2 separate regions of the Homo sapiens genome follow, and region 2 is linked to region 1. A link is an interaction called in ENCODE POLR2A ChIA-PET data of the cell type or tissue named here. Cell type or tissue: IMR-90. All regions are shown on one strand. Each heading gives the region's core, and the rest is flanking DNA. Links, peaks and the distances in the headings are about the cores only.

What was found. ChIA-PET counts read pairs that join two places held together with the same protein. Peaks named below come from ENCODE experiments on the same cell type or tissue, not always from the same donor. Only the 100,000 strongest peaks of a DNase experiment are listed, where the experiment ranks them.
Region 2: POLR2A ChIA-PET joins it to region 1 with 6 read pairs; 9 of 35 experiments call an interaction of 5 or more read pairs at or near these places.

What each region holds. Positions count from the first base shown.
Region 1 is chr12:122,664,899-122,673,510 of GRCh38, reverse strand. No RefSeq gene overlaps it. Among named protein-coding and RNA genes, the nearest start is that of MIR9902-1, 27 kb to the left of the region's middle. In IMR-90, for the core only: no CTCF peak of the experiment used is centred there; a DNase peak (open chromatin) is centred at 3,930.
Region 2 is chr12:122,754,970-122,763,581 of GRCh38, reverse strand. It overlaps DENR (density regulated re-initiation and release factor), which reads right to left. Exons shown (of 8, transcript NM_003677.5): 3 at 1,376-1,395; 4 at 653-737. Among named protein-coding and RNA genes, the nearest start is that of DENR, 6.5 kb to the right of the region's middle. In IMR-90, for the core only: no CTCF peak of the experiment used is centred there; no DNase peak of the experiment used is centred there.

The DNA.
Region 1 (8,612 bases), core at 203-8,202:
GCTCACACCCGTAATCCCAGCACTTTGGGAGGCTGAGGCAGGCAAATCACTTGAGGTCAGGAGTTTGAGACCAGCCTGGCCAACATGGCGAAACCTGTCTCTACCAAAAATACAAAAATTAGTTGGGTGTGGTGGTGCACACGTGTAATCCCAGCTACTTGGGAGGCTGAGGCAGGAGAATTTCTTGAACCTGGGAGGCAGAGATTGCAATGAGCCAAGATCATGCCACTGCACTCCAGCCTGGGTGACAGAGTGAGACTCCATCTCAAAAAAAAAAAAAAAAAAAAAAAAGAACATAGGCAGATGACATTTTAACTCAAAATGGAACAGGATAGACTGGGGATTTGTGTAATAGAGAAGGACCCTTAGAAAAGAGGATTATTGAAACCAAACGGATATCCCATAAGGGAAATTATAAGAAATGCTAGATTATCTCAGCCAAACCTCAGAAAGTGGGGTGGGGAATAGATGTGTTTCATGAGTCTCTCAGGGAACAGGGGGCAGGGGAAATGGAAGAGAGGGGAAGCGAAAGCGCTCTAAAGGTGTCATCTCACTGGGGTGAGGGAGAAGGGGAGTGCGACAGGAGAAATGTATATTTGATCTCTGCCCTTGGTTTCTAACACAGAGCCTCTAAAACCCTTGCAATTTCCTGAGGATAGGTGAACATCCTTTGCGATTATTTTTATTCTTAGTCTCTGGTTCCTGACACAAGAGCTTTTAAGACCCTTGAAATCCCCAGAGTGTGGTGATTGTCTTTTAATATGCTGATGAGATGACTGGTAGCTGGAGTCCCCAGACAGCTTTAGCACAGGGGCTGCTCCCTGCAAAGACCAAGGCATGGCCACAGGATTGGAGCTATCAGCTCCACCCCTTGACCTCTGGGAGGGGAGAGGGGCTGGAGATTGACTTAATCATCAATGGCCAATGGTTTTGTTTTATTTTGAGGCAAGGTGTTGCTCTGTCACCCAGGCTGGAGTGCAGTGGCATGATCACGGGTCACTGCAGCCTCAACTTCTCCAGGTTGAAGCGATCCTCCCACCTCAGCCTCCCATGTAGCTAGGACTATAGCTGCACACCACCAGCTAATTTTTGTATTTTTTGTAGAGACACAGTTTCACCATGTTGCCCAGGCTGGTCTTGAACTCCTGGGCTCAAGCGATCCATCTGTCTCAACCTCCCAAAGTGCTGGGATTACAGGCGTGAGCCACTGGGCCCAGTGGCCAGTGATTTAATCAGTCACACCTCCATAATGAAGTCTCCACAAAGTCCCTAGAGGACAGAGTTCAGAGAGCTTCTGAGTTGGTGAACTCAATGAAGTGCTAGAGGGACACATCGGAGGGCGCATGGAAGCTCTGCACACTCCCGCCCCATACTATATCCTCCATGCATCTCTTTCCACGTAGCTGTTTCTTAGTTGCATTCTTTATGACAAACCAATAAATATAAGTAAAGTGTTTTCCCGAGTTTTGTGAGCTATTCTAGCAAATTACTGAACCTGAGGATTGGACTGTGGGAACTTTTGATTTATATCCGGTCAGTTGGAAGTACAGGTGTATTGGGTAAACAAAGTCTGGTACATATACACCATGGAATACTACACAGCCATAAAAAACACAATCGGCCAGACATGGTGGCTCACGCTTGTAATCTTAGCACTTCGGAAAGCTGAGGTGGAAGGATTACTTGAGCCCAGGAGTTCTAGACCAGCTTGGGCAAAAATAGTGAGACCCCCCGTCTCTACAAAAAAAAAAATGAAAAACAAAAAATTAGTCAAGCATGGTGGTGCACGCAGTAGTCCCAGCTACTCGGAAAGCTGAGGTGGGAGGATTGCTTCAGCCCAGGGAGGTCGAGGCTGAAGTGAGCTGTGATTGAGCTATTGCACTCCTGCCTGGGTAACAAGAGACCCCATCTCAAAAAAAAAAAAAAAAAAAAAGACTGAATAAAACATGTCCTTTGCAGCAATGTGGATGGAGCTGGAGGCCATTATCCTAAGTGAACTAACACAGGAACAGAAAAACAAACACCACCTGCTCTCACTTATAAGTGGGAGCTAAACCTTGAGTTCGCGTGGACACAAAGAAAAACACAGACACCAGGGCCTATTGGAGGGTGGAGCGGAGGCAGAGGGAGAAGATTGGAAAACTACCTATGAGATACTGTGCTCATTACCCCTGTGACAAAACAATCTGTACACCAAACATCAGCAACACGCGATTCACCCATGGAACAAACCTGCACATGTACCCTCTGAATCTAAAATAAAAGTTGGAAAGGAAAAAAAAAAGTACCTGTGGGAAGCTGGGACTTGTGATTGGGGTCTGGAGTGGATGGAAGCCGTCTTGTGAACTGGGCCCTTTAGCTTGTGGGATCTGATGCTAACTCCAGGCTGAACAGTGTCAGATTTGAACTGTAGGACACCCAGTCAGTGTCCAAAGAGAACTGGAGTGCTGCTTGGTGTGGAAACCCCAGTGGGTGTCAGGAGTGTTGTGAGTGTAGAGAAAAATAGTTTATTTTTTTTCTTTTAGGGATGAAATAGATCAAGGAGGGTTGGGCGCGGTGGCTCACGCCTGTAATCCCAGCACTTTGGGAGGCCGAGGCAGGTGGATTGTTTGAGGGCAGGAATTTGAAACCAGCCTGGACAACATGGCGAAACCCTGTCTCTACAAAAAAAAAAAAAAAAAAATACAAAAATTAGCCAGGCGTGGTGGTGCGCACCTGTGGTCTCAGCTACTTGGGAGGCTGAGGCAGGAAAGTTGCTTGAGTGTGGGAGGTTGAGGCTGCAGTGAGCTGAGATCGTGCCACTGCACTCTGGCCTCGACAACAGAGAGAAACCCTGCTAAGGAAAGGAGGGGAGGGGAGGGGAGATCAAGGAGCTGAGAGGACAGGGTACTTCAGTGAGGAAAATAGTAGGTCCTATGTTTCTCATTTTAAGAGTGAGGAAATTAGTCATGAAGGAAACAAGGAGACCTTCTTTTTTTTTTTCTTTTTTTTTTTTTTTTGAGACGGAGTCTCGCTCTGTCGCCCAGGCTGGAGTGCAGTGGCGGGATCTCGGCTCACTGCAAGCTCCGCCTCCCGGGTTCACGCCATTCTCCTGCCTCAGCCTCCCAAGTAGCTGGGACTACAGGCGCCCGCCACTACGCCCGGCTAATTTTTTGTATTTTTAGTAGAGACGGGGTTTCACCGTTTTAGCCGGGATGGTCTCGATCTCCTGACCTCGTGATCCGCCCGCCTCGGCCTCCCAAAGTGCTGGGATTACAGGCGTGAGCCACCGCGCCCGGCCCAAGGAGACCTTCTTACCAAGCCTGGGAACTCAGAAGCTAGGGGAAAAAAAGACGGATATATTTGACCGTATAAACACTGAAACATTTTGTGTGACAAGGGATACCAGAAATAAAACCAATTCAAATGATGGAGCTGAAAAAATATTTGTAATACAAATAATAGTCACCAACTTCTATTGATGAACTTAGTGTGTGCCAGGCTGAATTCTACGTACCTGACACACATTAACTCATCATCTCTAACAGCACTATGAAGGAGGAATTACCGTGATGATGATGATGATGATCACTATTTTATAGTTGAGTACAGAGGTTAAATAATGAAGGTAAATAATTTGCTGAGGTCATGTGGCCAGTCAGGGCTCAGTCAAGATGTAACCTTTGGCAGCCTGCCCCAGCACCAAACCTCTTAATCACTTTGTAGATGAAAGCCAAAAGTCAAATGGACACTATATAAAGAGCTTTTACAAATTGTTCTGAAAAAGAGAATCAACCAATACAGAAATGGACTTAGACTATAAATAGACCATTTGCGGAGGAGCAAAACCAAATGGGTAACCAACAGTATGAAGAGACCCTCAAACTTACAGGGGTCAGACACTTGCGAATGAAAGCAGCAATGAGACATCTCTCTACATTCCTCAGAATAAACTGATTCATCAAGCTAAAACGAGAAAAAAAATCTCAAATGCTGGCAGGAATATGGAGAAAAGGGCATGCTCAGATATGAAGTTTTGTAGTCATTTGGGAAAGCAATTTGGCAACATCTGTTAAAATGGAAACTAAACATACCCTTTGATCTTCTAATCCCACTCTTGAGAATCTATCCAAAGAAATAAAAACACCAACACTTAAGGACAAGAATGTGTATTGGAGCACTGTTTTTGTGTGTGTGCATGTGGCAGAAAACTGACCACAAAGTGAACGCCCATCAAAAAGAAAAGGCATAACGAATAATGCTACTTCCACCCTATGGAATATCATATAGCTATATAAAAGGAATCAATGCCGGCCGGGCGTGGTGGCTCCCGCCTGTAATCCCAGCACTTTGGGAGGCCAAGACAGGTGGATCATGAGGTCAAGAGATCGAGACCATCCTGGCCAACATGGTGAAACCCCGTCTCTACTAAAAATACAAAAAAATTAGCTGGGCGTGGTGGTGCATGCCTGTAGTCTCAGCTACTCAGGAGGCTGAGGCAGGAGAATTGCTTGAACCCAGGAGGCGGAGGTTGCAGTGAGCTGAGATCACGCCACTGCACTCTAGCCTGGCAACTGAGCAAGAGACTGTCTCAAAAAAAAAAAAAAAAAAAAAAAAAAGAAATCAATGCCTCTGACTGGCAAAGTTTCCGCAAATTATTGTGAAGTGTGAAAAGCATGATACAAAAAATGTGTACATTGTCTCCCATTTTTATGAAACAAAAAATATCTATATGTAGAGGACTTTATGCAGACACAGGAAAGCATAGAGAACGCCTATGGGTTAATATCTGTTACTTGTAGGGAGGGGTTGGGAGACTTATGTGGGTTGAGCTGGAAAACCAGGAGTCAGATGAGAAAAAGCTTTACCAGGGGTGGCAAACCACAGCCCACAGGCCAAACTAGCCTGCCACCTTTTATAAATAAAGTTTTAAAAAAATAAATAAAGTCTTTTATAAATAAAGTTTTATTGGAACATAGCTATTCACAGGGCCAGGACTAGGGAGAGGCTGAACCACTCGCTCACTCTCAGCATCACCCCTGCACTTTCAGGACCTGAGATGAGTGTCTCCTTAGAGTGTGCACCCCAGGGGCCTCTGTCCTCTCACCCTAGAGTATTTGCATTCATTTACGTATGATCTGTGGCTTCTTTGTCACTACAAGGCAGAGTTGAGTAGTTGGGACAGAGACTGCATGACTTGCAAGCCTGAAATATTTACAGCACAGGTAAAGTTTGCAGGACTAAGTTTGCCTGGAGTAGTCTAAAATAAAATTGGGTATATGGGCCAGGTGCAGTGGCTCGAGCCTGTAATCCTAGTACTTTAGGAGTTCGAGGTGGGCAAATAGCTTGAATCCAGGAGTTCAAGATCAGCCTGGGAAACATGGTGAAACCCATCTTTACAAAAAAAAAAAAAAAAAAAAAAAGATTACCCCAGGTGTGGTGGTGTGTGCTTGTGGTACCAGCTACTCAGGAGGCTGAGGTGGGAGGATCGCTTGAGCCTGGGAGGTGGGCAGTGAGCTGAGATTGAGCCACTGCACTCTAGCCTGGGTAACAAAGTGAGACCTTATCTCACAAAAAAAAAAAAAAAAAGGCCAGGAGCAGTGGCTCACGCCTGTAATCCCAGCACTTTAGGAGGCTGAGGCGGGCAGATCACAAGGTCAGGAGTTTGAGACCAGCATGGCCAACATAGTGAAACACTGTCTCTACTAAAAATACAAAAATTAGCCGGGCATGGTGGCGCGTGCCTGTGGTCTCAGCTACTCGGGAGGCTGAGGCAGGAGAATCACTTGAACTGGGAGGTGGAGGTTGCAGTGAGCAGAGATCGTGCCACTGCCCTCCAGCCTGGGCAACAGAGTGAGACTTCGTCTCAAAAAAAAAAAATAGATATATGAACACATTAACATACCCAATAAAAGATTCTGTATTTGTCTGTCTATATATAAATTTTAACAAAATAAGATGAATCAGAGTCTTTAATCTGGTAGCCTACTGGCCCGAAGGGTTGGCTATTGTGTTTTTGGTGAGCCAGCAGTGATTTTATAAATTCCTATAGTCTTCTGAGTCTGTGTCCCCTGCACGTGTTTCCATTAGACACAAGGTTTGCCCTCCCAAGGACCACAGTATATAAACAAATACACAGTCTATCTGTGGAATTTTTTTTTTTTTTTGAGTCGAGTCTCACTCTGTCTCCCAAGCTGGAGCACAGTGGCATGATCTTGGCTCACTGCAACCTCTGCCTCCCATGTTCAAGTGATTCTCCTGCCTCAGTCCCCCTAGTAGCTGGGATTACAGGTGAACACCAACACGTCCGGCTAATTTTTGTTATTTTTAGTAGAGACGGGGTTTCACCATGTTGGCCAGGCTGGTCTCAAACTCCTGACCTTAGGTGATCTGCCTGCCTTGACCTCCCAAAGTACTCGGATTACATGTGTGAGCCACCGAACCTGGCCTGTGGAATTAAAATTTGGGTGCGGTGGCTCGTGGCTACAATCTCAGAACTTTGGGAGGCCGAGGTGGGCAGATCACTCGAGGTCAGGCATTCCAGACCAGCTGGCCAACATTACAAAACCCCGTCTCTATTACAAATACAAAAATTAGCCCGGCGTGGTGGCACATGCCTATAATCCCAGCTACTTTGGGAGGCTGAGGCATGAGAATCCCTTGAACCTGGGAGGTTGCAGTAAGCCAAGATCATGCCACTGCACTCCAGCCTAGGCGACAGAGTGAGACTCTGTCACAAAAAAAAAAAAAAAAAAAAAAAAAAAAAAAAAAATTCCATGGGGCCAAGTATAGTGGGGAGGCTAAGGTGGGAGGACTGCTTGAACCTAGGAGTTTGAAACCAACCTGGGCAACATAGCAAGACCCCATCTCTACAAAAATAAAAATAAAAAATAACTTGGAGGGCTGAGGTGGGAGGATTGCTTGAGCTTGGGAATTTGAGGCTGCAGTGAGTTTTGATCATACCACTACACTCCAGCCTGAGCAACAGAGTGAGACCCTGTCTCAAATAAATAAATAAATAAAAATTAAAAATCAGCTGGGTGTGGTCATACATACCTGTTTTCCCATACTCAGGAGGCCGACATAGGAGGATGGCTTGAGCCAGGAGTTTGAGGCTACAGTGAGCCATGATTACACCATTGCACTCCAAACTGGGCAACAGAGAGAGACCCTGTCTCGAAATAAAACCAAATAAATAAAATAAAATAAAATAAAATCAAGCTGCATGGGAGGAAGGGTGTTGGCGAGGATATCGGGAAACTGGAACCTCGTGCATTGCTGGCAGGAATATACAATGATGCAGCCACTGTGGAAAATAGTTTGGCAGCTTCTCAGTAAGCTAAACACAGAATCGCCATGTTACCCGGCAATTCTACTCCTAGGAAAATATTCAAAAGATTGAAAACAAGTGTTCAAACAAAAATTTGAATACATATATTCACAGAAGTACTATTCTCAATAGCCAGAAAGTAACCCAACCCCAAATGTCCATCAACCGATGAATGGATAAACAAAAGGCAGTCTATCCACACAAAGGAATACTATTCAGACATGAAAAGGAATGCAGTACTGAAGACAAGGAATGCTGCATCATGGATGAATCTTGAAACATTATGCTGACTGAAAGACACGAGCCAGGTGCAGTGGCTCATGCCTGCAATCCCAACACTTTGGGAGGCTGAGGCAGGTGGATCGCTTGAGCCCAGTAGTTTGAGACCAGTCTGGGCTACATAGCGAGACCCCATCTCTATAAAAAAAAAAAACGAAACTTAGCCGGGCGTGGCGACGCATGCCTGTAGTCCCAGCTTCTCAGGAGGCTAAGGTGGGAGGATCACTTGAGCCTGGGGAGGTCGAGGCTTCGCTGAGCTATGCTGACGCCACTGCACTGAAAAAAAGAGAGAGAGACAGAGAGAGAGAGACAAAGAAAGAAAAGAAAAGAAAAGAAAAGAGAAAAGAAAAAGAGAAAAGAGAAGAAAAGAGGAAAGAAGGAAGGGAGTGAGGGAATGAGGGAAGGAAGGAAGGAAGGAACGAAAGGCCACATTTTATATGACTCTATTTACATGAAATGTCCAGAATAGGCAAAATCTGTAGACAGTAACCTTAGTGGTTACTAGGGACTGGCGGGGAGGGGAGAATGGGAAGTGACAGCTTAATGGTTTCTGTTTAGAGTGAAGACAACGCTCTAGAACGGGAAAGTGGAGTGAGAATTGCACCAAATTATAAATGTACTTAACACCACTTTAAAATGGTGACTTTTATGTTATATATATATATATGTCTTTTCACAATAAAAAAATTCATGGTGGGAAATCTAAGGAAAAAAATCTAAAAAGGCAAAGTGGGGAGGGGCAATAATGAGAAAGAAAGGTCGAGAAACACTGAGCTAAAGACCAGTCTGTAATCTCTCTCTTTTTTTTTTTTGAGACAAGGTCTCGTTCTGTCACCCCAGCTGCAGTGTGGTGGCGTGATCACAGCTCACTGCAGCCTCGATGGCCTGAGCTCAAGTGATCCTCCCACCTCAGCCTCCTGAGAAGCTGGGACCACAGGCATGTACCACCATGCCCAGCTAATTTTTAATTATTTATAGTGTTGAAGTCTCATGTTGCCCACCCAGGCTGGTCTTGAACTCCTGG
Region 2 (8,612 bases), core at 269-8,268, 90 kb before region 1:
TTACAGGCATGCGCCACCACGCCCAGCTTTGTATTTTTAGTAGAAACAGGGTTTCTCCATGTTGATCAGGCTGGTCTTGAACTCCCGACCACAGGTGATCCACCCGCCTCAGCCTCCCAAAGTGCTGGGACTACAGGCGTGAACCACTGCGCCCAGCCAATCATTTACTTACTTTTTTTTTTTGAGACGGAGTCTTGCTCTGTCACCCAGGCTGGAGTGCAGTGGCACGATCTCGGCTCACGGCAAGCTCTGCCTCCCAGGTTCACGCCGTTCTCCTGCCTCACCCTCCTGAGTAGCTGGGACTACAGGTGCCTGCCACCACGCCTTTTTTTTTTTTCATTTTTAGTAGAGATGGGGTTTCACTGTGTTAGCCAAGATGATCTTGATCTCCTGACCTTGTGATCCGCCTGCCTCAGCCTCCCAAACTGCTAGGATTATAGGTGTGAGCCACTGCGCCCGGCCCATTTACTTTTTTATGTAAGAAAGTTGATATTCAGACCTATCCTATCTCAGAGAGAACTTAAACAGCTAACAGATAAATGTTAATTCTGTAATATCCTACTAAAGGAGGACTTTCCTATCTTTAGAATAATGCCATACATGCATTTGTCTCAGGTACAGAAGTTTAATGCAAGAAAAAAAATGTTCATACCTACAGTAAGTTTTGCAAATTCATTTGGAAAATTCTTCTCTAACCATTGTCTACATTTAGCAACATCAGGCATATATTCACAGTACTAGGAGAAAAAAAAAGAACTGAGTCACAACAAAACATTTTCAGTCAAACAATATGTCGTAATTAAAAATCACCCCCTATACTTGTTAATACAAAGAATAAAACAAACCACTCCCATCTGACTTCTTATCCACAGGAAATCTGTATTCAACCACGATATGTCCCATAAAAAATTAGATATTAAGAAGGATTAGGTACCTCTTCACAGTACCAATTTATTTCTTCTCCCTCTATTTCTTGCTTTGAGCACATAAGTGCCTCATTTTCATGACTTGCTCATAGAGCTGGACTTAGAAAGTCTTACACATAATTTATACTGCCCTTTCTTTCCTCTGCTCATTTGTATAGATTTTGGCATTAAGGTTACTCTTATTTTATTAGCTGACTATTCATAAGTCCCATGCAAAAATCCAAACTGCACAGCCATGTGCAAAAGATGCACATGTATGATTTAAGGTCTAAATTTAGGAAAGAATATATAAGACCAAAAAATTACTCTAAATCAAAGTTCTCTATAAAAGGTTAAAGCTTTACTATCAAATAATCAAAAATGAAAAATAAAAAAAAATTCTCAAGGTAGCTTTAAAACCAAGAATAACTTCAAATACATAAGGTAAAAAAAAAAATTAAAGAACTTACCTCTGTTGGTAATGAACAGACTGAGGAAGTAAAAAGAAAAAAGATTTGAAATGTTAAACCTATATGTACACACATACACAGGGCTTATCCTTACTTTTATATTTGAGAAAATGCTTCATTTTTACATTTTCCCTATAAGTTTTCTATACCACTTTTCAAATGCTACTCTTCAGTGTTTTTGGGGTAAAAGGCACATGGTTATTTGAGATGATACTATCTTGACTTTTTCATCTAAAGAGTGTCTCCATCAGCTGATGGAACATCAAAATATGCTATTTTGTATATAATGAGGTCTTACCATAACCATTTCAGTGGGTCAAAAAATTAAGCTAAGACACGAACAATTTCCCATACATCAGAGTTTGAAGGAAACTGGTTATTTCTTTTCTTTTGAGACACGGTCTCACTCTGTTGCCCAGGCTGGGGTGCAGTGGTGCAATCATGGCTCAATGCAGCCTCCACCCCTCCAGGGGCTCAAATGATCCTCCCACCTCAGTCTCCCAACTAAATGGGACTACAGATGCACACCACCATGCCCAGCTAATTTTTTGTAGAGACAAGGTTTCACCATGTTGCCCAGGCTAGTCTCAAACTTCTGGGCTTAAGCGATCTACCTATCTTAGCTTCCCAAAGTGCTGGGATCACAGGCGTGAAGCACTGTTCCCAGCCTGGTTATTTCTTTTGATGGTTCTACCAAAACAGCCACCACTTTTTATTCATACTGACACATTTATAAACTTTAGCAGCATTTTTACTACCATCTTTTTGCAATATATTTTTCCTTTTTTTTTTTCTGAGACAGAGTCTTGCTCTTTCTGCCAGGCTGGAGTGCAGAGGCACGATCTCGGCTCACTGCAACTTCTGTCTCCTGGGCTCAAGAAATTCTCCTGCCTCAGCCTCCCAAGTAGCTGGGATTACAGGCGTGTGCCACCACGCCCGGCTAATTTTTGTATTTTTAGTAGAGACGGGGTTTCACCATGTTGGCCAGACTGGTCTCAAACTCCTGACCTCAGGTAATCCGTCCGCCTCAGCCTCCCAAAGTGCTGGGATTACAGGCATGAGCCACCGCACCTGGCCTATTTTTTTTAGAGTAAGGGTCTCACTCTCACTCTGTCACTCAGGCTGGAGTGTAGTGGTGTGTCCATGGCTCACTGCAGCCTCGAACTCCTCAGCTCAAGTAATCCTCCCGCTTCAGCCTCCCAAGTAGCTGGGACTATAAGCGTGAGCCACTATGTACAGGTAAGTTTTTTATTTTTGTAGAGACGGGATCTCGCTATGTTGCCAAGGCTTTTTCATGTTATGCTACATAAGATCATGAAAGTGTAAAGCTAGAAGGAATCTTGGTTCAATCCTGTCATTTGGTGTTAGAGCCTGTACAGGCTAATAATGGACTAGAAGAACTGGAAAAGCTTCCAATTTTAACCGTAATTCTAATACTGGGTCAACTGCTTATTTTGTTTTTATTTATTTATTTTTGAGACGGAGTCTTGCTCTTTCACCCAGGCCGGACTGCAGTAGCACTATCTCGGCTCACTGCAAGCTCCGCCTCCCGGGTTCACGCCATTCTCCTGCCTCAGTCTCCAGAGTAGCTGGGACTACAGGTGCCCGCCACCGCGCCCGGCTAATTTTTTGTATTTTTAGTAAAGACGGGGTTTCACAGTATTAGCTAGGATGGTCTCGATCTCCTGACCTTGTGATCCGCCCGCCTCAGCCTCCCAAAGTGCTGGGATTACAGGAGTGAGCCACCGCGCCCGGCCTTTTGTTTTTATGTTTAAGGTTTAGAATGGAGTAGTTCAGTGTGTCCAATATCCTGAGATTTCTCAGGGAGAGGAAGGTGGTATACCATGTAGTCACAGCAATTACTACACACTGGGCACCTAGTATGTGCCAAATGTTTTGCTATGCCTTATATACATTATTATGTTTAGTTATCACAACCTTGTAAGATAAGTACCATATCTATATTCAGATGATGAAACTGAGGCTTAGAGTACATAACCACTTGCATCTGGATAACAGGATTTGAATCTGCCTGTTTCTGACGCTCATGCTATTAACCACTAACTTAGGTTACACAAAGTAAACAAGCAACTTAGTGGCACCTGACAGCTGAAAATGATCTGCCTTCACCTCACCCTACTAACATTCTAACATGCTACCACACAATCACTATTTTACAGATGGGGCACTAAAAGAGTTAAACAGCTCATACAATGACAAAGGTGGTATGTGGCAGAAGAAAACTGGAATCCATTGGTTTTGTCCAGTCTAGTCTATTATAGTTTAGGGTTATTTCCACCAAAGATCTCTCTGGTTAGCTACAGCCCTATATTCCTCACAATTCAAGTTCAAATACTAGGCATAGTTGTTCAGCCACACTTTCAGGATATAACTATACAATTATTGGTTAAACACCATCACAGCAAATACTAAAGCTACAAATTTTGTATACTATTTCAAATAATATTTAGTTCAGAAAAAAAAAAAAATTGGGGTTTTGCTCTGTTGCCCAGGCTGGAGTGCAATGGCACCATCTCAGCTGGCTGCAACCTCTACCTCCTGGGTCCAAGTGATTCTCGTAGCTCAGCCTCCCGAGTAGCTGGGATTACAGGTGTGCACCACCACACCCAGCTAATTTTTGTATTTTTAGTAGAGACAGGGTTTTGCCATGTTGGCCAGGCTGGTCTTGAACTCCTGGCCTCAAGTGATCTGCCTGCCTTGGCCTCAGCCTCCCAAAGTGCTGTGATTACAGGTGTGAGCCACTGTGCCTGGCCCGGTTCAGCAAAATTCTAATGCAATAAAAAAATTGGGGGAGCTCCTTTAAGTTCACCATTATTTGCTTTAAAAAAGTCAATTTCTCTTTACAGATCACTTACTTATTTGGAAAGGGAAAACTGTACCTTTTCAATGCAAACATTTAGCCGTCACCTTCAAACTTAGCATCACTAATAGTGAAACATCTGACATTATGAGCTCTTGATGCAATGCAACATGATGAATGAAACATCATCCACGAAACTTTCTTGCCAAAATCTGTTTAACTTGAATCTAATTAAGCCTCTAGGCCGGGTGTGGTGGCTCACGTCTACAATCCCAGCACTTTGGGAGGCCGAGGTGGTGGATCACCTGAGGTCAGGAGTTCAAGACCAGCCTGGCCAACATGGTGAAACCCCATCTCTACTAAAAATACAAAAATTAGCCGGGTGTGGTGGCGCACACCTGTAGTCCCAGCTACTCAGAAGGCTGAGGCAGGAGAATCGCTTGATCCTGGGACGCAGAGGCTGCAGTGAGCTGAGACTGCCACTGCACTCCAGCCTGGGCAACAGGGCAAGACTCCAACTCAAAAAAAAAATAAATAAATAAAAAATTAAGCCTCTAGACTCCAGCTTCTTTTTTTTTGTTAAAGAGACAGTCTCACTTTGTCACCCAGGCTATAGTGCAGTGATGTGATCTTAACTCATGCAGCCTTGAACTCCTGGGCTTAAGTGTTCCTTCCACTACAGCCTCCGAGTAGCTGGAACTACAGGCACTTGCCACCACACCTGGCTAATTTATTTAATTTTTTGTAGAGGCAGGGTCTCACTATGTTGCCCAGGCTGGTCTCAAACTCCTGAGCTCAGATGATCTGCCTGCCTCGGCCTCCCAAAGTGTTGGAATTAAAGGTGTGAGCCACTGTGCCTGGCCAAATGAGCAAAGTTACCACCACATGGAAACATGGAATGGGACTAATCCACAGCCAGGTACCTCTTGATAAAATGCACTGAAATTAACAGCACTTCTGTGGTGGTCTTGGCACAAGATCATAAACTAAATCTAGTCTTAAGAACACATCAGAATGGCCGGGTCTGGTGGCTCACGCCTGTAATCCCAACACTTTGGGAGGCCGAGGCGGGTGGATCACAAGGTCAGGAGTTCAAGACCAGCCTGGCCAAGATGGTGAAACCTCATCTCTACTAAAAATACAAAAATCAGCCAGGCACGGTGGCAGGCGCCTGTAATCTCCGCTACTCGGGAGGCTGAACCAGGAGAATCACTTGAACCCTGGAGGCGGAGGTTGCAGTGAGCCGAGATCACGCCATTACACTCCAGTCTGGGCAACAGAGTGAGACTCCTTCTGAAAAACAAACAAACAAAAACTGCCTTTCTATAACAGAGAATGAACAGCCACAATCAGCTTCCTGAAAGTCAATATTTTCAATTACAAATTTCGCTGTCAACAGTCACCAAAATCACTAACTTTGCACACAGTGTCACTAAGCCTCAATCATCTCATACTTTAAAGTCTTCTAAATTTGGGGAGGAGGGTGGAAAAGATTAAAATAAAAATAAAGTCTCCTAAACTTGATTTCTGTGGCCAGTTTCAACCCATTTCAGGCACTTCCTCCTTCCTTCCAAACAGTTATTATCCAAAAAGATATAACCAATCACATCACTTCCCAGATTAAGAACTTTTCAAACATCTTATCGTACTTCTCCAGACTCAACTCCTACCAGCCCATGGTCCAACCACAATGAACTTCTATCCATGCCATTCTTTTCAGCAAACACCTATTCATCCTTCAAGACTCTGCTAAGTTTCCTTGAAGCTGATGTTATAATGGCTTGTCTTGGATTTTAATCCTGGCCCCACCACTTATACAATTGAGAAGCTTATCATCAATAAAACTGTAATATTTCAATTTTGAAGATTAAATATACAAACATAAAATCCACTCAATACTTTAACTTTCCCTTTTTTCAGTTCTCCCAAGTAGAACTGGTTGGTTCTTTATTCTCACTGCAGTCTGCTCACCCCTCTAGTATACAATTAGTACATTATAACTCACCTGTTAAAATGTTTGTCTTCCCAGTTAAGCTCAGTTTCCAGGAGATAATTATGTCTTATTTCTGTATATGGAGCACAATGCTTGCCACAGAGCAGATGCTTAAAACGTGTTTCCTAAATGAATTTGAGCTGCTCTCTGAAACCCCAGACTTTAGCTGAGAGCAAATTCTCTAATTTGCATCCTTCTTTTTGCAAAAGGGGAAAGGGAGGGAGGGGGAAGGAATGATAAGAAAAATGCCTATGTCACTATCGCTTCTATTTTTCTCTTTAATCAGTTGGGTATTCTATTGGAGGGTTTTCCCTCTTCTCTAAGCACTCCAGCAATACTAAATGTCTGTCAAAACTACATCCAGTTTATTTCTCCCATCTCCCTTGTCCTCAAATCTGATTAACTGCTTTATACTGTTCATCCTACCATAATTTATTTTTCAACCTCTCTTCCTCACTTATGCCACTCATTTAAATGCTCATTAATTTTGTCTAAAGTCTTATTATAGCCTGGCCAATAAGCCTGCCTCCCTCAATTGTTATCTTGCTGCCAGATTCATCTTCATGTAACTTCACTGCTCCAAAACTTTCAATGACTTACAATTATCTACAAATCAGGTGCCCCAGAACTTGGCCCCAAACCACGTTGCCATAATTTCCGGCTGCCCCTCTTCATGAATTCCACAATACAACCAAACTGTAACACTCGAAACTCCCTCCACACTACCCACTATTAAATACTTTCCTACCTCCACTCCTTTGCCTGGCAAGTCCAACCTTCAGCCCTTCTGTGCCTGCCTGAATGCAACCTTTCCTTCAAATCCCCATTTGGCTGTGGTTGCCTCTATGAAGTCTTCCCCTAATTTCCTACAAATCTCTCCCCTCCTGTACTGACACTGCAGCTATTAGTCCTTAATCTTTATTTCTTGTCTCTTTCTTCTTTTTTTTCTGGGATGGAGTTTTGCTCTCAAAGGCTGAGTGCAGTGGCACGATCTTGGCTCACTGCAATCTCCGCCTCCCAGGTTTAAGCGATTCTCCTGCCTCAGCCTCCCGAGTAGCTGGGATTACAGGCGCCTGCCACTATGCCCAGCTAATTTTTGTATTTTTAGTAGAGACAGGGTTTCACCATGTTGGCCAGGCTGGTCTTGAACTCCTGACCTCAGCTGATCCACCCACCTTGGCCTCCCAAAGTGCTTGGATTACAGGTGTGAGCCACCGCGCCTGGCCTATTTCTTGTCTCTTTCTTTCAGCATTCATCATCTTCCCTGTTAAGTTATATGTAGACAGACAGGGCCTCTGCCAATTTATATGCCTCCACAGAACTTAGCCGAGGACCTTATACATCAGAGATACTAGGTAAAAATTGTTTATAGTCTTTGTAAATTGTTGATTATGATGTGGACTCTATTAACAATGTCATCATACCTTCTTACCAAGCTGGCTAACAAAATCCACTACTTTTACAAAATGGTAATGTTAGAAATTAAAAGGTACAGTCTAATCCCATCTCCACTACTAGTTTCTTCAATTAAGCATAAGAATGTTTTTACATTAAGTGGAAGCCTGTACTGTTCTGGAGAGTGTTGACAAGGTAGAAAGGCACCTTTCAGTAGTTTCCACTTTAGTCCTAGTTCACTGACCCTCTGAGGTCACAGGGAATAGATCTTATCCTTTACTCACATAGGTTTCCAAATTTAAAGAGTTGTTTCACAGGTAATCATTATATAAAAATATAATAGGAATCTATATTCTGAGCATCTTGTTAAAATAAATGTATCAGTTTTTCTCACATCCTTAGTTTTGTTTTTTATTTTTGAGATGGGGTCTCGCACTGTTGCCCGGGTGGGAGTGCAATGGCGTGATCTCGGCTCACTGCAACCTCTGCCTCCCGGGTTCAAGTGATTCTCCTGCCTCAGCCTCCCAAGTAGCTGGGATTACAGGTGCCTGCCACCAGGCCTGGCTAAGTTTTTGTATTTTTAGTAGAGACGGGGTTTCACTATGTTGGCCAGGCTGGTCTTGAACTCCTGACCTCATGATCTGCCTGCCTCAGCCTCCCAAAGTGCTGGGATTACAAGTGTGAGCCACTGCGCCCGGCCCCTTAGTTTTAATTCATAATTACAGAAAAATAAAACAAGATTTCTAGAGACTGACATTTTCACTAAGCTTCCAAACTTCTCACCAACTAAGCAATTCTCTATGTGGTGAAATCTACCCAGTTCACCTCGTTCCAGGTACACCCCAAGAATCTTTCTGGCTTTTCTCTCTTTCTCCCTTAGAAAAGCTCATATACTGTCTCTCTCTGCTGCCAAATGCAGCATACTTGGATTCTTCCATTTGGAGAAACTCAAATTCACTGTATTGCAAGTCAGCCTATTATCTATCTCCAAATCTAATCTTTCTCAAAGTCATCATTTTTAGTGGTGT